3 separate regions of the Homo sapiens genome follow, and regions 2 and 3 are each linked to region 1. The links are chromatin loops, found by intact Hi-C in ENCODE. Cell type or tissue: heart left ventricle. All regions are shown on one strand.

Evidence for each region. Peaks named below come from ENCODE experiments on the same cell type or tissue, not always from the same donor. Only the 100,000 strongest peaks of a DNase experiment are listed, where the experiment ranks them.
Region 2: a loop joins it to region 1, with 2.4 times the contacts of the local background. A loop is called at or near these places in 9 of 110 quality-filtered maps.
Region 3: a loop joins it to region 1, with 2.6 times the contacts of the local background. A loop is called at or near these places in 24 of 110 quality-filtered maps.

Annotation. Positions count from the first base shown.
Region 1 is chr9:129,477,620-129,485,619 of GRCh38, forward strand. It overlaps LOC124902283 (a long non-coding RNA gene), which reads right to left and starts at 1,793. Exons shown (of 2, transcript XR_007061814.1): 1 at 1,513-1,793; 2 at 1-7. In heart left ventricle, CTCF peaks have their summits at 4,402 (motif pointing left) and 5,470; DNase peaks (open chromatin) are centred at 4,542, 5,232, 5,272 and 6,112; H3K4me3 peaks cover 2,599 bases; H3K27ac peaks cover 6,930 bases.
Region 2 is chr9:129,251,157-129,259,156 of GRCh38, forward strand. IER5L-AS1 (IER5L antisense RNA 1) reads left to right here. Exons shown (of 7, transcript NR_187590.1): 3 at 5,742-5,776; 4 at 6,615-6,646; 5 at 7,173-7,228; 6 at 7,638-7,726; 7 at 7,845-8,000. Among named protein-coding and RNA genes, the nearest start is that of IER5L-AS1, 19 kb to the left of the region's middle. RefSeq lists enhancers at 1,643-2,498, 7,451-7,989 and a silencer at 7,268-7,317. In heart left ventricle, a CTCF peak has its summit at 3,091 (motif pointing left); DNase peaks (open chromatin) are centred at 2,213, 2,975 and 7,395; H3K4me3 peaks cover 1,805 bases; H3K27ac peaks cover 2,312 bases.
Region 3 is chr9:129,317,101-129,325,100 of GRCh38, forward strand. LINC02913 (long intergenic non-protein coding RNA 2913) reads left to right here and starts at 3,916. Exons shown (of 2, transcript NR_149714.1): 1 at 3,916-3,946; 2 at 4,692-5,503. RefSeq lists enhancers at 3,386-3,445, 3,926-3,975, 4,298-4,866, 4,867-5,434, 7,476-7,977 and a silencer at 3,606-3,725. In heart left ventricle, CTCF peaks have their summits at 3,794 and 5,434; DNase peaks (open chromatin) are centred at 3,709 and 4,056; H3K4me3 peaks cover 1,780 bases; H3K27ac peaks cover 6,905 bases.

The DNA.
Region 1 (8,000 bases):
CTCATCTCTAAAACAAGAGTGATAGCACAAATAAACACCCTTCTCATAGGACTGCCATGTCAATTACACACATTTATACACATAAGCACTTAGAATATAGCCTTTCTTTCCTTTTTCCTCTCCCTCTCCTTTCCTTCCTTTCTTTGTTGTTTTTGTTTTTGTTGTTGTTGTTTTTGAGACAGCTTCTGGCTCTGTCACCCAGGCTGGAGTGCAGTGGCATGATCTCAGCTCACTGAAACCTCCGCGTCTCACGTTCAAGCGATTCTCATGCCTCATCCTCTCGAATAGCTGAGATTATAGGCACGTGCCACCACACTCGGCTAATTTTTATATTTTTAGTAGAGATGGGGTTTCACCATGTTGACCAGGCTGGTCTCAAACTCCTGACCTCAAGTGATCCACCCACCTCGGCCTCCCAAAGTGCTGGAATGACAGGCGTGAGCCACCATGCCTGGACTAGAGTACATCCTTTCTCAGTAAGCATGCAGTTAATGCTACAGAGAGTACAGTTATTGATTACCAGTTATTAGAAATATTATTATTAATAACATTATGAAAGGTTACCAGACATTTACAAATGACTGAAAAAGAAAGAAGCGTATTTGAATTTCAAGAAACAATAGTGCGCCGGGCACGGTGGCTCAGGTCTGCAATTCCAACACTTAGGGAGGCTGAGTCAGGAGGATCGCTTGTGTTCAAGACCTGCCTGGGTAACATGGCAAGACCCCATGAGGGGTCATGAGAGTGAGGCCAGGTGTGGTGGTTCACACCTGTAATCCCGGCACTTTGGGAGGCCAAGGTGGAAGGAAGATTTGAGCCCAAGAGTTTGAGACCAGCCTGGGCAACATGGCAAAACCCTGTCTCTACAAAAAATACAAAAATTAGCCAGTCATGATGGAGTGCACCTGTAGTCTCACCACGGCTACTCAGGAGGCTGAGGTGGGAGGATTGCTTGAGCCTGGGTGGTTGAGGCTGCAGTGAGCTGTGACCACACAACTGCACTCCAGCCTGGGCGACAGAGCAAGACCCTGTCGGAAGAAAGAAAAGAAAAGGAAAGAGAGACAGGGAGGGAGTGGGGGAGGAAGGGAGAGAGGGAAGGAGGGAAGGAGAGGGTGATGAGAGAGAGAAGGAAGGAAAGAAGGAAGGAAGAAAGGAAGGGAGGGGAGAGAGAGAAACAGTAGTTTTGTTGGAAGACCAAGGGCTAGGAGCCTGCTTCTGTCTCCCTGGGGGTCTGTGGTTCCCAGTCTGGCCATCATAACCTGCCCCTTCCCTTCCTTAATTTATCCCCTCAGTCCCACATGGGCTGGTCAGTAATGTTAGATATGGAAATTCCCAGAGTTTCAAAAGACCTCAAAGTGTCTTCAGCCACTTCTTCTCCTGAGGCATGGCTCTGTACTCCTAGACACACCACTCTCTATCCCTGCCTGTCCTTGACTACCTCCCCAGGTGGGGCACTCACTACCTACACAGCTGCCCTGACTATTGGATAGTTCATCTTGAGGCAAAACCTACCTCCCTTGGTAGCCTTCCGTGGTTCTGCCTTCTGGGTCCTCCCAGAACAAGTCCACACCCTCTGCCTCAGGCAGGTCCTCCAGCCTCAGAAGCAGTGGCCACTAAATCAATTTCTCTCCACCTGAAACCTCCCCTGTGCCTTGCCCATCCTGGAGCAGGAAAGAGGCTACGTTTGCACAGAGCACCGGACCCGGGGAAGCGTGATAACACAGCCCTACAGAGAAGCCCAGGGAGCCACGCTGGCCTGCAGCACTGGCCACCAGCTGTGGAGCTTTCTTGCTGCCTAGCACAGAACTGCAGGCAGAGAAAAAGGCAAAGATTTGCCTGAAGCAAATACATCAAATCCTTCCGCAAACACACATTCCCCTGAACACCGACTCCAAAGATACGGAGGAGAAGAGGCCTACTTGATTAGATTTCTTTGGGGCCTGTCGCCTAATTTTGTTGCGCGTCTTAGCATGAGGTCCCTGTAGTGACTCTGTAGCGTGTTTAATTTCTCAAAGCCGCTCACAGGCTGGTGTGTAAACTCTCATCTCCGGATGTTACTGAAGGACCCTTGCGAGTTACAGCCCTCGGATCAGTGGCCTTGTGGGCAGTGGAAGGAAGGAGTTAAGGGTGTGAGTTCAGCTCCCATCCCAGCCTCCTCATTCCCCAGCACCGTATCCCTTCCACAAAGCCACTTTGCTTCTCCAGGCCTCAGATTCCATCTGTAAAATGGGGACAATAATTCTCCCTACTTCTCAGAGCTTTTGCGAGTATCCTATGAGGTCAATTCTCTAAGGCCTCAGACCCAGTCCCGGGCAGGCAGTAGGTCTTTGATACATGAAATAATTTTTGTTGCTGTTTTTGAGTCTTGCTCTGTCACCCAGGCTGGGGTGCAGTGGCACGACCTTGGCTCACTGCAACCTCCACCTCCCGGGTTCAAGCGATTCTCATGCCTCAGCCTCCTGAGTAGCTGGGATTACAGGCGCCCACCACCACACCCAGCTAATTTTTGTGTTTTTAGTAGAGACGGGGTTTTGCCATGTTGGCCAGACTAGTCTTGAACTCCTGACCTCAAGTGACACACCCACCTCAGCCTCCCAAAGTGCTGGAATTACAGGCATGACCCACTGTGCCTGGCCTGATAAGTGAAATAATTTGATCTCAGCCAGAAGAGCCTGGGGAACTGGTGAAATCGGTCGGATTTAGGGGAGATAACTCCCCCTGGTGAGAAGGCCTTGGTCTAGACACAACCATTTGGTCCTTTCTGGCCGTAGGTCCGTGGTCTCGAACTTTACTATGGTTAAGATGCACCCAAAAGAGCTTGTAAAATGCCAAGTCCCCGGCCCTGTGCACAGAGAGTCTGATTCAGTAGAATCTGAGGGGGGCCCGGGAATCCGCAGTTTAACAACATCCTGTTCCACGAGGTTGGGAATAGATGTTACTGCTACAGTCACTCTGTCGGCTGTATGTCTGTACTGCGTCAAGAGCGGGGAATACTGAGCCAAATAAAACAGATCCAGCCCCGAACACCAGGGAGCCCACCGGGGAACAGGGGTGCGCTCCCTCCAGGTGGACGGGGGAGCTGGAGTTCTGGAGTGAGCAGGTTACCATTGCTGGAATCAAAAGTTTAGAAGAGACCTACTTACTAGATCTGTGAGTGTTGTCACAAGACAGTATCTCTGAGGCTTGAGCCTTGGGACATGGAGGCCTCTGGAGGGAGGGACACAGACTGTTCTGGAAGCAAAGGCTGTTCTGACTGACCCTGCCTGGGCTGGGCACTGGTGGGGACAGGTGAGATGTGGCATGGGGTAGATGATATGGAAGGTGGCATTCCTACTGAGGCAGTTAGTTCAGGGTGCTGCCTGTGGGGTGGGACCTGGGTTTGATCCCAGCTTGTCCTTTCTACCTGTTGTGACCTTGGGCCAGCCTAAGCTTTGTTTCCACCTCTGCAAAGGGATGACAGTTGTGTTGTCCATCTACAGAGGTGAGTTACCGAGGGGCTAATGAAGCTTTAGCTCCTGGGACTGTCATTTACCAAGGCCCTGAGCTTAACCGCCTATTCATAACTTTGCACTATTCTTCTTCAAGTGGGTCCCCAGGATTGTAAAACCTTCAGGCCCCATAAAACCTGGATCTGCCCCATTCACCTAACAGAGTTATTGCAAGTTTTGGTGAAAGAAGACAGGCAAACCCCTAGGCAATCCTGGGTCGCAAACGGAAGCCTCCTTCACTTCTGAGTCTTGGAAGTAGAACGCCTTGACACTCCAGATAAGGGGGACACTTGTCCAGGGAGGGCCAGCTGAGCCCCCACCCCTGTTCTCACTGCCCCGTAGCCCCCATGGCCTCAGGGCTCCAATCTCCCTAGCCCAGACTAGAAGCAGGTTGGAAGGAGAACCCAGGTGGGGATGTGAAGGGCAGAGTCGGGGGAGGCAGCGGAGGTGGGGAGTAAAAGGACTAGATTGAGCCCCTCTGGCTGCCATATGCACGACCTTCTGCAGGGCCAGGCTGGTGAGAAGCCAGCTAGGGGTGAGCGTCCTGAGCAGTGGCCTTGGGGGTGGTGTGGTTTTAATAACGACCTTCAAATGTGTGGGCCCCGGGGAGAGGCAGATTATATGAGACCCAAAGTCGGGGCTTCGAGATGGGGAATACTGGGGGACTGGGCATGTTCCCCTCTATGTAAAGTTTCCCAAGGACAGGACCTCCCTTCGACCGCGCCCCCACAAACTCTCTGCCCAAGCGCCCCATCTCCCAAGTCCTGAAGACCACTGGCAGATGAGGAAGTGGAGGCTCCGAGAGGGCAAGCCGTTGCCTAAGGCCACACAGCAGGGGAGTATAGGATACAAATCCGGATTTGGACCCAGCTGTACCTCGAAATTCCTTCCTGCTCCTAACCCCTCCCTAATACCGCCCTCTGCTGTGGGCGCAGTGGCACGTAGTGGGCTCGCAGTAAGGATGGGGATGAAGGAAGGAAGGAAGGGAAGAAATGCCTAGGCCAGGCTCTTCCCACGCCCCGGTCTCCGCGGCCCGCTCTTTCCAGCTCCGTCGCCCGCCCCCCTCTCCCCTCCCAGTCTAATTGGGAGGTCTCCGAGCCGTCTCTCCCGCTTCCTCAGGTTCCCCCGCGCTCCTCCCGGACCCCACCCCGAGGCAGCTTTCTCACAACGGGATCCTCCCCGGGCGGCGTGGGGACGCCTCCCGACCCCGAGGCCCGGCAGGAGAGCCGCCACCGCGGCCGGGTGGTCTCCGCGTCGCATGGCCCCTGCCGGCCCCCCCGCCCATGGCAGCTACATAATTAATTCGCCCATAAATAACTGATTGGGGTCGCGCACGCGCCCGGTGTCCCTAGGACTGGGATCCCCGTTAGGGTTAGGGGCGTGGGGGGTCGGGGGCCGCGGGGCTGTGCGTGCCGGGGCGCACGGTTTTGCTCCGCGGGCCTCTCTCGCTCCCTCGCGCCGGCTTTTTCCCTTTTTCTCTTTCCTTTTTTTCTTTCCTGGAGCGGAGCCCGGCGCCAGGAGTCTGGAACCAGCTTGACAGGCTTTTGAGTTATGGAGGGGGGAGGGGGAGAGGCGGGCGGCGGGGAGGGGGAAGGGAGGGCGCCGCCGCGGCGTGGGGGCGGGGCCGGCTCCCCGGTTTGGAGACTCGCCCCGACTTTGGGGTCCGCCAGCGGCGGCCGGGCGGAGGGCGGGGGACCGCAATCGTGGGGGGAGTCACCCCGCGGGGCCCGGCGGGCGAAACGGGCCGGGCTTCAGAGCCGCAGTAAATGAGGCCCGGGGCGGGCGGGGGTGGACACGGCCTCGGGGCCACGGCCTCCCCCGCCGAGCAAGGCATTCCTTTCCGCTGAACTGGGCGCCCGGGCCCGCGCCGCGCCCTGCACGCCTCGCGCCCGGCGATCGGGCCCAGGGCGGGGGAGCAGGGAGGCGGCCCCAGCCGGTCGCCGGCGCCCCCAGGCGCTGCTTCCCAGGAGCTCGGCTCCCCGGGATGGAAGGGACTGATACCCAGTTAATGGGCGTGGAGCCTGAGCCCCTGAGGGTCGTCGCTAACGGGGGTCGCTCAGCAGGGCCGGCCTCCGCTGCCTGCCCGGGGTGTCTAATCACCTCTCCGATCCTTTGCCCGGATCTGAGCTTCGTCATTCACGCCCCTCCTCCCTGGCGACTTTGGGCCTGGTGACAGTCCCCCGACCCTCGCAGAGCCAGGGGCACAGTAGGCGCCTTAGCCACTGGCAGAATTTCACCGGCGCTCTGCCCGACGCCCCCAGCCCCAGGGCCGGGCGTGGGTGGAAGTGTCTGGAAGGGTGGGTTCACCAGGGCTGGGCACGTCAGCGGCCCCGTACAGAGAATCCGGTGCCTGGGGTCTCTGGAGGGGGTACTCAGAGTATCCGAGGAGGAGACTCCTGGATGCTAACAGAGCCCCCAGTTAGGAGCAGTCCGCGAGACAGTTGGTAACAGTGCTGGCCTTGCCCGGGCGCCGGAAGGTTCCGTGAGGCCCAGCAAGTCCTGACTTGGCACAGGGCCCAGCACACGGTAAGCGCTCGGTACTTGGTCACTGTTGCTTGATTTTACCATTTCGGAGGGGCTCATCTACGCCTAGCAAAGCCCCCCTCCCGGTGACCCAAGGGGAGCTCCAGAATGTTGAGCGGCTGAGCGGCCTGGCTCCTCCTCTCGACCCCATCGAGCCAAGTGTCGAAATCATCCCAGACGAAGCTGCTGAGCAGAAATTTCCAGTCTCCCTGGCAAAGCTGGGAAGATTTTGGGTGCGGCTCAGAGACGCAGCTGGGTCGGCTCTGTGGGGCCAGGGCTGGGGAGGGACCCCAAGATGTTCTATGAGACCCAAGCAGCACCCCCAACTTGGGTTGGGGGCGTTGGGGGGTGGAGCCTGGCCTCCTGCTGAGCCCCAGAGCTGATACAGCACAGGTAAAAGCCCATTGTTCTCAGTGGTCCACAGAGGCTCAGGGCAGGAGCAAGATCAGGGTTCGGGTGCTGGCGCCACCCCTCGTTTAGCCCCTACCTGGGATCTGAGGGAGCACCCATCCTTGGAATGCAGGATAATAGGGTTGCTGTGAGGATGGAAGGAGACTGTGCCCATGAACACTTGACACAGCTCCCTGCCCTGGGGAAAGCACCCAGGAAATGCGGGCTGTTTGTCTTAGTGATGTTCCACTTAATAGCACTTGCGGTGGCTCCCTGGCCCCCGAGGAGCCCACCTTGCCAGTTCTTGGCCACAAGAGTACGAGCCCCTCTGTCAGGACGGTGGGTCTCATTGAGGCCATCCTTATCCTGAGCAACCTAAAGAACTCACATGGAACTTAGCAAACAGGCAGACCCTTGCCTTGTTCTCAGGGCTGTGTGATCCCGGGTGAGCAACTCGGCCTCTCTGAACCTGGTTCTCCTCTGCAAAACAGAGATGATGGCCTGGGACCCTCTCCCACTACAGGGAAGTAGCATTGGAGGGGGAAGAGACAGGGGGAGCGTCCCAGCACTGCCCAAAATTGGACAGGTGACTTTGGACAAGTCTGAATGAGACTGAATAAGACAAAACGGAGTAACATTAGAGCTTGCTGGCTACTCTCTGCCCTGGGCCGGTGCTAGATGTTTTACATGCACTGTTAATCACTGTTACTCGTGGAGGGAGATTTTATTATTAACTTTCTTTTCCAGATGAGGTAACTGAGGCTCAGAGAGGTTGATTCACTTTCTCAAGGACACACAGCTAGGAAATGATAGAGTCACGATTCAAACCATCATTTGTTGGCTTAGAGCCTGAATCCCTAAAGAAAAAGCAGGCAGGGTGTAGTGGCTCACGCCTGTAATCCCAGCAGTTTGGTAGGCTGAGGCTGGAGGCTCACTTGAGCCCAGGAGTTTGAGACCAGCCTGGACAACGTGGCGAAACCTCATCTCTACAAAAATACAAAAATTAGCCCGGCCTGATGGAGCGCGCCTGTAGTCCCAGCTACTCAGGAGGCTGAGGTGGGAGGATCACCTGAGCCTGGGGAGGTCAAGGCTGCAGTGAACCGTGATCGCGCCCCTGCACTCCATACAGCCTGGACAGCAGGATGAGACTCCGCCAAAAAAAAAAAAAAAAAAAAAAAAAGAGAGAGAGAGAGAGGAAGAAAAAAGGAAAGAAAGAAAGAAGGAAAAAGAGAAAAAGCAACTTTAATTTTTTTAATATAACATTTTAAAGTCCCTACTGTGTGCAGGGCATCAAGGTAGGTGGCAACAAAAACGAAGATGCCAGGACCCCAGCCTTTGAGATGCTCATAGCCGAGTGGGGACACAAGACTTGGAGGAGGCGCTCCTGAGAGTTAGATGTGAAAAGCAGCACCCTAGAGGCGTCCACCAGAGCTGAGGGCACCGGGAGAGAGAGAGGTGGGTTTTGGTGTAGGGGATGGGGAGGGAGGAGAGCTGGTGGGGGAGGCACAGAGGCCAGGGGACAGCAAAGGCTGCTCTTGAGAAATCTCAGTGGAGGGCACTGGGCCATTCCCAGAGGTTGGCACAGCAAAGCCAAAGGCA
Region 2 (8,000 bases), 230 kb before region 1:
CCCAAGAGAACTGAAAACATATAGTCACACAAACACTTATGCACATTATAAGCATTTTATTTTTATTTTTATTTTTGTTTTGAGATGGAGTTTCACTCTTGTCACCCAGGCTGGAGTGCAATGGTGCGATCTCAGCTGACTGCAACCTCTGCCTCCTGGGTTCAAGCGATTCTCCTGTCTCAGCCTCCAAATAGCTGGGACTACAGGCATGCGCCACCACGCCCGGCTAATTTTTGTATTTTTAGTAGAGTCGGGGTTTCACCATATTGGCCAGGCTGGTCTCGAACTTGGTGATCCATCCGTCTCACCCTCCCAAAGTGCTGAGATTACAGACGTGAGCCATCTTGCCTGGCCAAGCATTTAAATACTTAGAGCAGCTTTATTCATAATCACCAAAGGATGGAAACAATTCAAATGCCCATCAACTGATGGATGGGTAAATAAAATGTGGTGTATCCTACAATGGATTATTATTTGGCAATAAAAAAGAATGAAGTGTTGACACACGGCATGACATGGATGAGCCTTGAAAGCACGGCGCTAAGTTAAGCAGTTAGACACAAAGGCCACATTTCCTGTGATTTCATTGATATGAGATGTTCAGAACAGGCAAATCCATATATATAGAGAGAGGGCAGATTAGTTGTTGCCAGGGACTGGCAGGAGGGCAGGATGGGGAGTGACTGCTAATGGGTAAGAAGTTTCTTTTGGGGGAGAAAAAAATATTCTGAAATTTGACAGTGGAAATGGTTGCACAGCTCTGTGAATAGACTAAAAACCATTGAGTTGTACACTTTAAAAGGGCGAATTGGAGGCGGGCAGATTGCTTGAGTCCAAGAGTTTGAGACCAGCCTGGACAACATGATGCACGGTGAAACCCTGTCTCTACAAAAAAACAAAACAAAACAAAACAAAAATAGCCAGATGTGGGGGAACATGCCTGTGGTCCCAGCTACTCAGGAGGCAGAGGTGGGAGGATCACTTGAGCCCGGGAGGTTGAGGCTGCAGGGAGCCGTGACAGCACCACTGCACTCCAGCCTGGGCGACAGAGTGAGACCTCATCTCAAAAAGAGGAAAAGGTTAATGTTATGGCGTATGAATAAGCAGTTATTCAAAAAAGAGAGGGGGCTCATCTCTAACTCACAGGAAATACAGGGAGAGACAAACGAGTTAAAAAACACTGCAAGGGGCCGGGTTTGGTGGCTCATGCCTGTAATCCCTGTATTTTGGGAGGCCAAGGTGGGCGGATCACTTGAGGTCAGGAGTTCAAGACCAGCCTGACCAACATGGCGAAACCCCATCTTTACTAAAAATACAAAAATTAGCCGGGTGCGGTGGAGTGTGCCTGTAGTCCCAGCTACCCGGGGGGCTGAGGCAGGAGAATCGCTTGAACCCAGGAAGTGGAGGTTGCAGTGAGCCAAAATTACAAATTGCATCGCTGCATTGTAGCCTGGGTGACAGAGTAAGACTGTCTCAAAAAAAAAAAAAAAAAATGACACGATGAGGAAGCAAATAGACCAATCCAGGTTGTGGACACTTGTAGGACACTGGCCCCGTTTCTTCAATAAATCGATGGCATGAAATGAAAAACTTTTTAAAAAGCAATAGGACATAGCAACCATATGCCACGTGGAGATATTACCTGGATCCTAACTTGAACAAATCACCTGGGAAATGACCCTGATGAGAATATCTGGGAAATTAGATGATGCCATGGGTATCAGATGATCCCACGGAGAAGCCGGGATGAGAATCCCAGCCTACTGGATGCTGATCCCTGGCTCTCACCTCCTCGTGTCCCTGTGGACATGGTGGCTGCACCCAGCAGTTGACGTGTGTGTGTGTGTGTGTGTGTGAGTGTGAGTGTGTGTGAGCTGGGGAGGGTGAGTTCACCTCTCTGAGGCCAGCTGAGGCCCGTCCCGAGGTGAAAACTGTTTTCCTCTTGCAAGGGTACAGGACACTGGAATGTCCTTTGAGCTGGCCGCGGCCATCACACAGGGCCTCAGTCCATGCCGAGCCCTCCACCTCTGCCCCAGGTCACCCTCTGCCCCCCTACTCCGGATGTCCAGGAGCCAGGCTCAGCAGCCCAGGCAGCTGGACAAAGGGGCCTTTGGAGGCTGGGCCAGGCCTGTGCCTCAGCTGTGGGCTGTGGCTGAGGCCACCACAGAAGGCTGCTTGTGGCCGGGCCGGGTGGCAGCCAGAAATAGGTCCCGCTGGGCGCTGACTCCTGCGGCCCCGCCCTGGGCTCGGCCTGGGAACGTGGGTATTTGTGGAGCTGATGGGAGGAGACCTTCATCAGGAAAGCGGGTCTATTTTGGGGCTTTTGGGAAGCGTGTTAAAAAAGGGGCCCCAGCCTTTAGCGTTTACCCTGAGCCCCTGCCTTTCATGCACAGGCTCCTGAGCCCCCGGGGTTGAAATCCTGGCTCTACCCGGCTAGCTGTGTGCCCTACGTGCTGTGTGGTCAGTCACCCCACTCTGAGCCTCGCTCTGCTCATCTGTGTGATGGGGACGAATCTTGACAGCTCCTTCATGGAGAAGATGGGGGCACAGCACCTGGCACAGTCTGCGCTCACCAGGTGCCCGAGGTCATTGGGCTTCCCCTCCCCCTTCCTCGCCTTCCGCCCTGGCTGGGGGCTGCTCCTGCTGTTGAGGTCTCTCCCAGCCCCTGGGCTGGCTCTGCAGGGCCCTGGAAGGTGGTTTGGGGCACACACTAGCCTCACCGTTGTTTAGGGGGATGGAAACGCAGAAGACCTGGCAGAGCCTTGCAAGCCCCTTGCAGCTGGGCGGCCCCTCCCCTCCCGGCTGGCTCCCTGGTTATCCACAGCCTCGCGGGCTCAGCCCTGGACCGCAGCCTCCGTCCTTCCATCATGCACCGGGGCCCTGCAGGACTCATGCTCAGCGCTGGCTGTGGGAGAAATTTCAGCCGCCTCCCCCGCGACTTCTGCGTCTGCTTGTCTTGGTGATGGAACTGCTGGCGGAGGAGCTCTGCGGGTTTAGGCCCGTGGTCCATGGGGAAATACAGACCAGGGTTCAAAGCCAGAGTCAGAGGGCGGCAGGGGGCCTTGGAGAGGGAGAGAGATAGGAGTCGTGTGTAGCCAGCTCTCCTGGAAGCCGGGGGCCAGGTCTCCCCCTCCCGGCCCCTGTGTGTCCTTGAAGCTATTTTTATATGTTGCTGGAAACCAGAATGACAGCCAGAGCCAAAGCGCTAGGAGGTTTCCCGTGCACCATGGGTCTTGCCCAGGGGACCATGGGCCATTCCCAGCAGATTGATGGAGACAGTCCAGAAGCTCCACTGTGCGGATCGGGGAGCCTGGGTCCCCCATCCCTTACCAGCTTGGAGGTCACTGTTGGAAGATCCCTGGCTGGCACAAAAATGAGGAACAAGGACTTAGAGAAGCGATGGTGAGGCTGCAAGTGTTCTGGGGTCTTTGAGCCCTGCACGAAAATCCAGAATGCTCATGGAGTTCAAAACTCATTCATGGCTGGGTGCAGTGGCTTCACACCTGTCAATCCCAGCACTTTGGGAGGCTGAGGCGGGTGGACTCCTTGAGTCCAGGAGTTCGAGACCAGTCTGGGCAACATAGTGAGATCCTCTCATCACTCCAAAAATAAAAAAAATTAGCTGGGTGTGGTGGCATGCACCTATAGTCTTAGCTACTTGGGAGGCTGAGGTGGGAGGATTGCTTGAGCCACAGGGAGGTCAAGGCTGCAGTGAGTGAGCTGAGATCACGCCATTGCACTCCAGCCTGGGCAACAGAGCGAGACTCTTTCTCAAAAAAAAAAAAATAAATAAATAAAAAAGGAATTCATTCATTCACCACTGACCTCTTTACTCATCACATATTTAAGCAGAATCTTATAGGTGCTGATGGGGGTGGGGGTCACCCACAAAACATCCAGGGCCCTGCTCTCAAGGCACTCACGAATCTGCCTGCTCCAGTCTCTGGCTCTGAACCCTCCCATGGCTCCCCATTGCCCATGGAGACAGTGGGATCTTTGTACTCTGACAAGAGCAAGTCACAGAAATGTTGCCTGCTCACCTGCGCCTCATGAGAGAGCATCCTCACCTTGCCCGTTGGGCTTTCCCCCACGTACCCCCTTTTTCCCAGTCTGGTCAGGATCTTTCAGGGGGCGACTGAGGGGACAGGACTGGGGCAGGATGGGAGAGGCTGAGATGCACACTTGCTGGGTGAGCTCTGTGCTGTTGTTTTTGGAGGGACTCTGGGAAAAACAGAAAGAAAACAAAGCACTGGAGTCACCCGGGCTAAGCTGGGTGGAATGAAGAAGAACCGAGTGAGCAGAAAGAGGGCAGGGGACTGCAAATGGGGAACTCGGGGGGTGGCATATAGTGCAAGGGTCCTGGAGGGAGAGGTGATGGGGCTGAGAAGTCCTGCTGAGGGGTATAAATTGGACTCTCCTTAGTGTGACACAAAAAATATTGAAAGTCCCTATAAAGAATGTTGGGTTGCTGCCCCGAGCTGCTTTAGTGAGACTCTGCAGAGATGGGGCCACATGGGCCCCGGAGTTACTCGAGTTACATCTGGATGGCTTGCAGGGCTTTCCATGATCTGTGGCCCGCCCAGCTCTTCAGCTTTACTGCTCATCTTCTTGCCTTTTGCCTCCCCTAAATCCTCATCTAGATTCCACCTTCCAGCCTGACCTGGTTCTTCTGACCTCCCTGAGAGCATCTTGCTTCCTGCTTCCCACAGCCTTATGGTAACAACTGCCTGGGACCTGTCTCCACCCCCATCCCGTGGCTCTTGTCTGCTGGGCCCCAATTCTCCTTCCTTGGTCACCTGTTTGAAACGCACAGACTGACTATTCCTCTCTTGCTTCCTACTGTGGTATCATTTTTAGTTCCACCTTAAAAAGAAGAATATGAAATTAGTGCACAGGTAAATTTTCCTAGCCTGTTCTTAGAATAATCCAAAGAAAAAACCCAGAATATCCAGGGAAGTGAGTTTGGCTGGTCACTTTGTCTTGCTGGTTCACAATGAAACATAGTGATTCATTCATTAAACAAAAATCATTTAGTTTGGGGCCAGTGACATAAATATACTTAGTGGAACTCAAGCCTCTATAATCCCAACCCTAACCCCCAAACCAAATCTAAACCCAGTTCTAGCCCCAATACCAACCACAATCTTAAAGCCAACCCTAATCCCAAACCCATGCTAACTCCAATCCTAACCTCAACCCTAAATCCAATCCCAAGCCTAACCGAAACACCAAAACCAACTCTAACCCCAACCCAACTCTAAACCTAACCGAAAACTCAACTCTAACCCCAGATCCAACCCTAATTCTAATCTTCCTGTTAAAAGTCTTCCTTCCTTCCCTCCCTCCCTCCCTCCTTCTCTCTCTCTCTCTTTCTCTTTTCTTTCTCTCATGGAAACGGACTCACTCTGTTGCCCAGGCTGGAGTGCAGTGGTGTGATCAAGGCTCACTGCACCTTCGAGCTCCTGGGCTCAAGCCATCCTCCCACCGCAGCCTCCTGAGTAGCTGGGACCCACAGGCATGCACCTGTGGGTCATACCTGGCTAATTTTTGTATTTTTTGTAGAGATGGGGTTCCATTATGTTGCCCAGGGTGGTCTCGAACTCCTGGGCTCAAGCAATCTGCCCATGTCGGCCTCCCAAAGTGCTGGGATTACAGGCGTGAGCCACCATGCCCAGCCTCAGCCTTCCTTTTCTTTCTTAGTGCAATGTGCAGAGTATGATGAAATGCATTTCTGATTCTAGATTGTCCAGTGCCTTCAGATTGGAACAGGTAGAAGGTGAGTGAAACTGGATTGAATATAAGCCCAATCCCGGGAATCACTTTGAAAAACAGGGGTGTGTATTTTAGTTTAAGTCCCCAGGAGCCTATTTTGTGGCCATTTTCGAAAATCAAGATCCTTAGTGTGACCCTATCTAACTGGCCTTCCATAGACGCCTCCCTTGCCGGCTTCTGGACCACACAGACATTGTCCTTGCACGCATGCCCAAGCTCCTTCTGGCCTCCAGGCTCAGAGCACCCACACGCTGTTCCCTTTGCCTGAAATTCTTTTCCTCCACTCCTCACCAGGCTAACTCTGGCTCAGTCCTCAGGTCCCTCTTAAAGGTCACCTCCTCAGGGAGGCCTGCCCTGCCTGCCCCTCCCCCAGCTCCTTTTTATTTCCTACGTGCTCATGGCTCATGAGTTTTCCTTTCAGGGCATTTATGGATATTTGTGGCTGCGTGTTTGTTTGCCTGTTTATTTCTTTAACGTCTGTCTCCCCAGCCAGACGGTGACCTCTTTCAGGACAGGAATGTTTTGTTCACAGTTGTAGCCTGGGTATCTAGCACAGTGCCTGGCACACAGCAGACTTACAGAAAACTGTTGAATGAATGAATGAATGAGTGAATGAATGAAGGAGTGCATTTCCCACTTCTTCCTAAAAGTGAAACAGATTTCAGCTCATTGAAACTCCTGGCTAGGGGGTATTTGTTGGTCTCAGGCCCTGCTCTGGGCCCTGGGGAAGCCAGGTAAGAGGGACGCGGTCCCTCGGTGCAGCCATCTGTTTCTGCCTCCATTGAACTCTCTCAGGCTTACTTAGAAACAGAGGTTTTTGAGAATCCATTTTCTCATTTCAGATTCTCCTCCACGTGGAGTGGGAAGTCGGCAGGTATCATCTCCACTGCTTCACAAGATGCTTTTTCCCAGAGAGGCAAAAACGCCCGTGAGGGTGACCCGGCTGGGAGGCAAACCCTGTCCTGCCCCCAGCTCTTGGCACTGTAACTTTCTTTCTGCCCCTGCACCCAGAAATGCTCATCTGTGTCTACCTCCGGGAACTCAGCAGCCTGGATGCTGCATGAGACCCTGAGGGACTGCAGTACCATCTTCCCAGTTTGTCGACAGGCACGTTGAGGCAGGTACTGGGATCAGGCTTGGGCAAATGAGCCTCTGAGAGGGTGGATCCTTCACTTACGAATGAGGTCCTTCTTTCCATAGGAGCAGGAAAAAGGCCGTTTGTCGTAAGGGTCACTGCTGTTACTGGTCACCTCTGGGTGCGAGTCCTGGGCTAATCGCATATCTTGCGGGACCCTGACAACTCCCCCATTTATCAGATGAGGCAAAGCAAGGCTCAGTCACTTGCACAACGCATATCGCTAGTAAGCGTTGCTGGTGGGATCACACTCAGCACTTCATAGGCAAAGAAAATCCCAGGAGTGCCGAGGAAACGCTGTCAAGATGTCAAAAATACGCGGTAAGACGTCAGCCCGGTGAGCATCCTCCGCACTGCGGACCGCCCGGGGTCGGGGTCACCCGGGCCCCGCCCCGAGCTTGCTGTCGTATCGGCCCCGCCCCACCCACGCCCTCCCGGCCCCTCCTGCTCCGGGCGCGCTCGGCTCCGCCCCCACGGGCAACACGGCCTCCCATTGGCCGCGGTTTCCATGGTTACGCGGGCCGGCGGAGCTGCGGGCTCCCAGACACGTGTCCCCGGGAGCCGCCCAGAATTTGACAGGGGACCATGTGCGCGGCAGCGCGGGAGCGAGACAAAGGACCGGGGGAGGCGGGGAACGAAGCCGGGCGGAGGGGTCCGCGTGGCCCGGGCGGGGATGGGCCCCGCGCTTCTCCTGCGAGCAGGGCACCCCCTCTTCCTTTTTATTTTGAAGGAAAGGGAAAAAAGGAATTGCTACGGAAAGAGAGGTGGGAGAGGAACCCAGTCAATTTCACCTGCTCCCCTTCCTCCAGGAAGAATCGGGTACGCGGGCATCTGAGAACCCGCAGGGTTTCTGCTTATGCCTCCCGGCCCTGAGTTTCTAACCCCACATTGACCTCAGACCTTGAGGTTTAAATTCTGTTTCTCTGTCTTGTTCTAGAACCGAAAGCTTAATAAGTGTGGTTGTTTTGATATTCGAATCATGAGACCCAAGGCATCGTAGGGGACCTCGCCTGCATCCATTCGCCTATCCATCCTACAGCAGCGACTGCACCCCTGATTGTGATGACGAATGCACCCCCATCCTTGGGCTCCG
Region 3 (8,000 bases), 160 kb before region 1:
GTCCTTTTGCTTCAAATTTTTGGGAATCTGATAAAGGCTTTAGCTGCTTTCCTTAGACCAAAAAACTTTCCTCTACTCCCCTTGTTCCTTCTCTGCACACTTTATTTTTACTTTTATTATTTTTTGAGGCAGAATCTTACTGTGTCACCCAGGCTGGAGTGCAGCGGCGTGATCACAGCCCCCTGCAGCCTTGATCTTCCGGGCTCAAGTGATTCTCCCATCTCAGCCTCCCGAGTAGCTGGGACTATAGGTGCCAGCCACCATACCTGGCTAATTTTTGTTGTTGTGTTGTTTTAGTAGAGACGAGGTCTCGCCATGTTGCCCAGGCTGGCATGCTTTAAGGTACAGTTTCCAGAGGAGGTGGAGGAGCAGCCTTCAGAGGCCTGTCCTGACCCTAAGGTGACCAGCCTCTGGGTTTCCAGATGAGCAGCTTTGGCACACAGGTCAGAGGCCAGGTACAGTGGGCACTTTGTTAGTATCGCTTCATGTCAACTCATCCACCTGAAGAGGACAGCGTTTGAGGTAGAGATTGCTATGTTTTCACCAAACCCTGGTTCATTGGCTTCCTCCTGGGCATGCAGCTGGACTGCATTTCCCAGCCTCCCTTGCAGCTGGGAGTGGTCACATGACCCGGCTCTGGCCTGTGCAACGGGAGCTGAAATGATGTGGCTCCTCTGCTCCTGGTTTAGCTTGGTCCACAAGCATCCTTCCATGCTATCCTCCATGCTCCCTCTTTCTTCTCCCACATGGTTGCAGCAGAGGAGGATAAGGCCTTAGGTGATGACAGGGTCACGGGGTGAAGGGGCCCGGGCCCCTGAGTGACCACATGGAGCAGAGCCCTTGCCCCTCCCTCCACCAGCCCCCAGGAGACTGTAATGCAAGCAAGAAATAAACTTCTCTTCGGGGGCTGTTTCTTACATTTGTTATGACTAAGTCAACATTTTCATCATCCCCATCCAGGGGAAGTCCTTTTCCACTGAAAAGGAATCCATCTCAGGGCTCCTTTAAAATAGAGAGCTCCTCCAGTGCCTTTGGCCTGGGATCCCTGAAGCTGGAGAGTGTCTGCCTCCGGCCCTGAGCCTAGCGCCTGCCTGAACCTCAGGGCATCTTCTCTGGGGCTCTGATTTACAGTGACTCTGGGCTTCACCCCTTGCCCTCAGGTTCCCACCCCTGCTTTCCTCCTTCCTCGTGTCTGTAGTCTGTGGCCTTCTTCTTCCATCCTGCGGCCTCCCATTTACTTTGACCATTGTCTGGGGTTGAAAGACCAAGGTTCAGGGGTCAGGTGTATCTATTTTTTTCCCTTCTCCCTGACAAATTGCTCCCTGTGGGCAGGGCCCGCGCTGGCTCACTGTGAACTTCCTCCTACACAGTAGAAGGTTGAGCACACAGGGGCCGCTTCTGGAACGCCACATTCTTTGCAGTTCCACAGTGTGGAAGGCCCTGAGGGGGTTGCTCCCAGGATCCCATGTTCCCTGGGGCACTCGGATTCCAAAGAGAGAAGCCGGCCTCTGTTTCCGGCTCATTTCCTAAGTGAGCCACTGCAGGGCTCCAGAAAGGTGGAGTCCAGGCAGCTGGCTCTGGCCTCTTTTCCCAGCTACACACAGCATCCTGGCCCCTGTCCACAGCCCCTCCATGTCTGGGAGACCAAGAGACAGGTCTAATGCCGTGCCCAACCTATCCCCACTGTGGGAAACTCTTTCCATCACCCTTCCTCCCAGCGGGGACCACTTTCCACCTTTTAAATAATTAAGTTGGTCTCCAAACCACCAGTTACCAAACCCTTCTGCCCTTGGTAATCTTCCAAAAAATTTACAACAACAACTCTCCTTGCTGTGTGCCAGGCCCCAGGCTAAGCCACTTATACCCTAGATACCAATCCCTGGGGATGGATGTCATCAGTATCCCCATTTGACAGATAAGGAAGGTGAGGTTCAAAGGGCCTCCTGCCCCCCGTCGCCCCCGCCCTGGCCCTGTACCAGCTTCGAATGCAGTGGCAGGGGGCCACGATCTTGTGCCCAGGCCTGGTTCTCCTACCCCCAGCAGCGGGAGAGAATGCCGGGGAGGCACGAAGCCGATCCCTCCCCAGGGGGCTCCCACAGCTCCCAAGCTCACTGACACTTGGGTTTCCTTCCTCTCCTCTGGCCCTCCCCTGGCCCCCTCTGCTGCACCCCCAGCTTGTCCCACCCACCCTTGAGCTCGACCCCTCTCCCTCCCCGGTTCCCACCATCAAAAGCGCCTGCTGCAGGGCTTGGCTCTGTTTGGTTTCTCCAGAGCCTGCCCAGGGAGCTCTGCCTCTCGGAGGCTGTGTGCTCACTTTGCAAAACAGCAGAAATTTATAGCCCAAGTAATTGATCACGGCGCTTCTGCCTCCCTCCATCTCTCTCGGGCTCCTAATTCCCTTCTCCCGCTCTTCTCTTTTTTCTCAGCGCGCCATCTGTGGTGTCAGAGAAAAGGAAGCCAAAAGTGGGGGGGTGTTTCTAGTCCCAGTTCTGCCAATTACGAGTCACATGAACCTCAGTTTCCCCATCCGCAAAACGGAGAAGCTAATAATACCTGCTCACAAGTGTGCCGGGCCCGTGGAGGCCGGGGCCGGGAGGAGCACCCAGACGGAGTGACTTCTGGCCCTGAGCCACCCTGTGGGGGTGCAGGGTGGGGTGGGGGCCCACCTTCCCAATGGGGACACTGGGGCCAAGAGAGCTCGAGCCATTCACTCAGGGTCGCAGAGCTGGTAAACAGCAGCCCTGGGGCTTGAACCAGGTGAGTTGTACCTCAAAGACGGAACCATTAGGCCACACTCCCCCGACGCCGGCCCCAGGGCCCATCAGAAAACAGGTGAGCCTCCCCAGGCCTCCCAGACCCCTATTTCACTCCATTCTGGAGCTAACTGTGGGGCAGAAGGAGAGGCCACTAGGGCAAAGTGAACACTTTGCAAATTGTAGAGAGCCGCGAGGATGGAAGGAAACTTCACAATCATTCCCATCACTCTTCAGGGCCGGCCCCCCTGGATCAGACCCCTCCACTGTCTGGGAGACTCACTGGGACCTAAGAGCTTCCCTGGCCCTCAGTTGCTGTCTCTCCCTCCAGAGAAGCTGTATGAATAGCGGCCTCCCTCCGGCCAGGCCCCTACACCTGCCAGTCTCCAGGAAGGCCCACAGAACCTTGCAGAACAACTCACAAATGACCCCGAAGAGCACTTCACTCGCCCTTCCGTGGCAGATGAGGCAGCAGACCTGGGAGGGGAGGCCCAGGTTCCCGGCCCGAGCTCTGGGGGGCCCGGGGCTGGAAACTCCCCTCTGAGCCCCACTCCAGGGCGGGGCTGAGGCCATTCCTGACCCCTTCTGTTCGGTTCTGGGGGATGGGGGACGAGTGCTTCCAGGGGGGAAAGTGCTTGTCTTTTTTCCCCTCCGCCCTCAGTCTAGCTTGTCTCTGCCTGTGTACGTCTCTCTGTCTCTCGCTGTCTCTGTGTGTGTCTTTCTCTCCAAGCCCCCAGCCCGCAGGTACGGGCTTGCTTCCACCCGTGCGTGGCCCCCAAGACTGAGCACAGCTCCTCGGGTGTTTGCATCCAAGGTGCCCACAGCGCCCCGGCCTCCTCCCTTCCCCATGGCAGCCCCGGGGGTTGCTCTGGGCAGGGCGGTCCGCAGCTCGGGGGCGGCGGGCACGTTCTGTTCCCCGCTTTCGGGCGGGGACCGCAGGCTCCAGCCCCGGCGGCTGCCTGCTCCCGCCTGGCTGGCGGAGATGAGAGCCGGCTGCAGGGCTGGGAGCGAGGCAGCAGCACACAGAACAAACAGAATTTTTTTTTGCAACTAGAGGGGGAAGCACAGAGCTAAAAATAAAACGAAAAGATCAGTATCTGTCAGTCTGACAGCTGATTGGCTGCTCGGAGATGCATATAATTACCAGCAACTGGCGCTGGGTAGGCAAAGCCGGGAGAAACTGCTGAGACGAGGTTAGGATTTAACCTTTAAATTCTGGAGCCATCGGAAACCGAGGGGAGGACGACGGGTGTCGGTGCTAATGAGGCTGGGGGCGGGCGATGCGCGGTGGGCCTCCGAGTCCGGGGCAGGTCTCGGGGGTTCCCCGGGGAAGGCCCTGGGAGCCCTTGGCCCTGGCGGCCTCCGCCATCAGACTGGGAATGTCTCTGATTGGGTGGCCAGGAGGCGGTGGCCCTCCTCCCCGCCCAGCTGAGGGGTGTCGTCTTCCGCGAAGTTAGGGTCTCACCTGGGAGGCAAGGAGGGAGGGGGCTGCCTGAGGCCCTGGGCCCCTCCGGGACTGGCGCACCCCGTCTCACCCACATTCCTTCGCCTTTCCCTGCCCAGTGTGGATTTCCAAAACCCATCCCCGCTCCCCTCCTTCCTTCACCCCAAGTCACCCGTTCCCAGCTCTGTTTCTTGCCCCACCCAGGGAGGGCTTTTCCGCACCTCAGGCTTGTCCTAGGGCCCCCAGACAGACAAAAACTGCGGCAGTTGAGGGGTGTTGTGCTCTCCCTAAGCCTCAATTTCTTCATCTGTTAAAGGCAGGTGATGAAAATTGGGCCTACCTGGCTGCTGGTCAAATGCCAGGGCTGCTGTGGGCCCAGCCTTGCATGTTGACTCTCACCTGAGCCAGGAGTCAGGAGATCGGGGTTCTAGTCCAGCTGGGAATTGTCCCAGTGTGAATTGGGAGTAAGAGTTCCTGCCCTCTGACCTCTCCAGGTGGCAGCGGGGACCACGTGAGATGGCGTATGTGGCCTTGAGCGATAAACCTCACCTGTCGGGGGAGGTGGGCGAGGAAGCCTGCAGCTCCTGGAACCCACCACTTTTCTCTCCCAGGCCCTTGCCCAGGCTGTGGCCTCTGCCTGGAACCCCTTTTCTTCCCATCCGAGCCCTTCCCTTCAGTGCCTCTTCCTCTGGGAAGTCCTCTCTGGTGCCCAGCCCGTCCTCTTCTGCCCACTCTGGGTTTCGCACCCCATGCTTAGGCCCTGATTGCCTGCTTTGCACACAGGGCTGTGAGCTCCATGAGGGCAGGAACCACATGGCTGTTCACAGCTGTGTTGCCAGGGCCTGGCCTGGAGACCCTCAGGAAGTGAGACATCTGAATCCTCTGCTCTGTGACCCTGGCAGCCAGGTAGAGCCATCTTGGCCATGGCACCCAGGCTTGGAGCAAGCAGCAGCCTCATGGGTGGGGAACCACGTTTCCCCAGCACATCGGCAGGCCCTAAGGGGACATTCGCTTGGCTCTGCCCTCAGAGCACTGATGCCCGGGGGACACTGCCCTTTGTGTGTCCCATGTAAGAGAGGATGCAACCTTAGAGGGGGCAGGGGTAAACATGGTCCCAGGCCCTGTTGTCCCCTCCTAAGAAAGTTCCCAGTTCTGCCTGTCCATCCCTGGCCTTTTCCCTGTGCTGTCTGGGACAGTGGGTGGAGCTGCCGCTGAGCGGTGGGACCTAGAAAACACATACTGACCTATAGGAGGCACTGCCCAGAGCTCCTAACTGGGGTGGGGTGCAAAGGAAAGGTGGGTGAGGGAAGCAGAGAGAAATCATATTAGTAGCTCACACGTCAACAGTCTAGCTGTGTGCCTGCCTCTCTCATGCACTTCATGGGGATTATTTCCTAGAATTCCCACAAGAGCCCCTTGCAGGTGGTGCGATTGTTAGCTATAATTTGAAGATGAGGAAACTGAGGCACAGAGTAGTTAAGCAATGCACCCAGGAGCCCACAGCTAGGGAGGACAGAGGCTGGATCCAGCCCAGTCCCCTGTCTCCTGGGGCCAGGCCCAGCGCTCCCACCTCTCTGATAAGGATAAAAAGGAGGGAGCGGGAAGGGAGATATTCCAGAGGCAACTACCATGAGACCTCCCGGCAGAGAGGCTTGAAAACATCTTTTGTGTGTGGTACGCAAACCATTTCCCCTTTGGTGTCTCTTTGAAAGATTTTGGGAAGATTTAAACTTTTTTTCAATGATTTGGGGATGTCAGACTGGTGTTTTTTTGAGGGTGACACCGTGATGAGACTGGCCCCCAAGGCAGCCCCGTTTTACTCAGGTTATGGTAATAGAACTTCTGCAGCCTCAAAAGCAGCTTCCGCCGACTGAGCGCTCACCCCGGGGTCCGTGCTGGACTCAGCCTTGACTCGGATGCCCACCCTGAGCCCCACCCGAGAAAGGGATTATTTCATCCCTGCATTATTTCCTTAGAGCTGATGGCAGAATCTGCTCATCTCCAAATTCGCTGTCTCCCCGTTAGGAGTGAGCTTGGTGAGGGCTCCAATCTGGTCTCCCCCGTTCATTGCTGAGTCCCTGGCACCCAGCATCAGCCCCGCATGGAGCAGCTAGTCAATAAAGCTTTGCTGGACACATTTCAGATGAAGAGACTGAGGGTCAGAGAGGTCACATGGCTTGCTTGGAAGAAACATCAGATTTGTCTGGCTCAAGAGTCCACTTCTGGCTCCCCCCTCACACAGTTGCTTAAGAGACCCCCAGCCCAAGACAGCCTCAGAGCCTGGGTCTTCCCCCCCTCCGCCCATTCTCAGGCCCTTATACTAAAACCAGAGAGGCCTCTGAACTGCTGTCTGCCCCCCCAACCTTTTCCTTGCTTATCTGGGAATCACGCAAAAGTTGGCCAGAGTTAGCTCAGTCTCAGAGAAGCTGCATTCTTCTAGAGTCACTCGGTTTTGCGTGACCTGATTCAAATTTTCCATCTTTGTCACTTTGATTCCCACTCTGAGAAGTTTTCTCAGTACATATAACCTTACTATGTGATGACTGGCCTGGGTATTCATATGTGCACTTGTTACCTGTTGCTTATCTCCTGGGGGACCCCTGGTTCAGAGGGGTTTAAGCAGGTGTCCTGGTGAGACCGGGGTTATAATCAGAGACTCTCAGGGTTAGAGCTTGGCCCTGCCACTGAGTGGCCTTGGGAGTCTCATTTGACCTCTCTGAACCTTGGATTCCTCACTTGTGAAATGGGGACAGGTTGAGTTCCTGCATGGAAAGTGTCTTGCTTGATGTCTCGCCAAAAGACCAAAACTGCCGTCACTCACTGCCGGAGAGGCCCTGCACGTGGATATTAGAGTTTGCTGGGTTTTGTTTGTCCTGAGCGAATGTCCGTCCATGTACAGGCTGATGGATTTTGTAGGTGCAAGGTCCCTAACGCAATCAATCTCTCTCCTCAAAAGACCATGAGCATGCCTGGACTCAGAGAGCACCGTGTGTGGGGGGCTGGCGTGGGCACGTGTCCGCAGCTGGGACTGGCTTCTAGGGTTCTGGGCTCAGGCAGGAGGGCGGGGTCCCAGGAGGTCATCTCTCTCTCCTTACCCTGGAGCCTTTGGAATTTGGTTTCCAAATGTCCTGAATTCCTGTTCATTAATATGTGGCTCAGTACAGTGCTTGTCCCGGCAGCAGGAGCTTGGTTGGTGTTAGTCTGCTGGGGAATGGGATAAAGCAGAGAAATGTCAAGCTTTCCCTTAAAAACAAAAAACAAAAGCAAACCCTCACATCTCCCACCAATAACACACCATTGTTATCCCTGTACTTAAGACATGTTGTTGCCGGGCATGGTAGCTCACACTTGTAATCCCGACACTTTGGGAGGCTGAGGCGGGTGGGTCACCTGAGGTTGGGAGTTTGAGACCAGCCTGACCAACATGGAGAAACCTCGTCTCTACTAAAAATACAAAATTAGCCGGGCATGGTGGTGCATGCCTGTAATCCCAGCTGCTGGGGAGGCTGAGGCAGGAGAATGGCTGGAACCCGGGAGGTGGAGGTTGTGGTGAGCTGAGATCGCACCATTGCCCTCCAGCCTGGGCAACAAGAGCAAAACTCTGTAAGAAAAGAAAAGAAAGAAAGAAATGTTATTTTGGAAAAACATCTGCCTGAACTCCAGGCAGTACCAGCACCTTCCTTGTGTCCAGCGTTGCATGGGGAGTGCCAGACAGCAAGGCCCCACTTGTGGGCAGGTCTGTGCACTGTGACATGCCAGCCTCTTCACAGCCCAGGTCATCCTCACCTCCACCCCATGAGGTG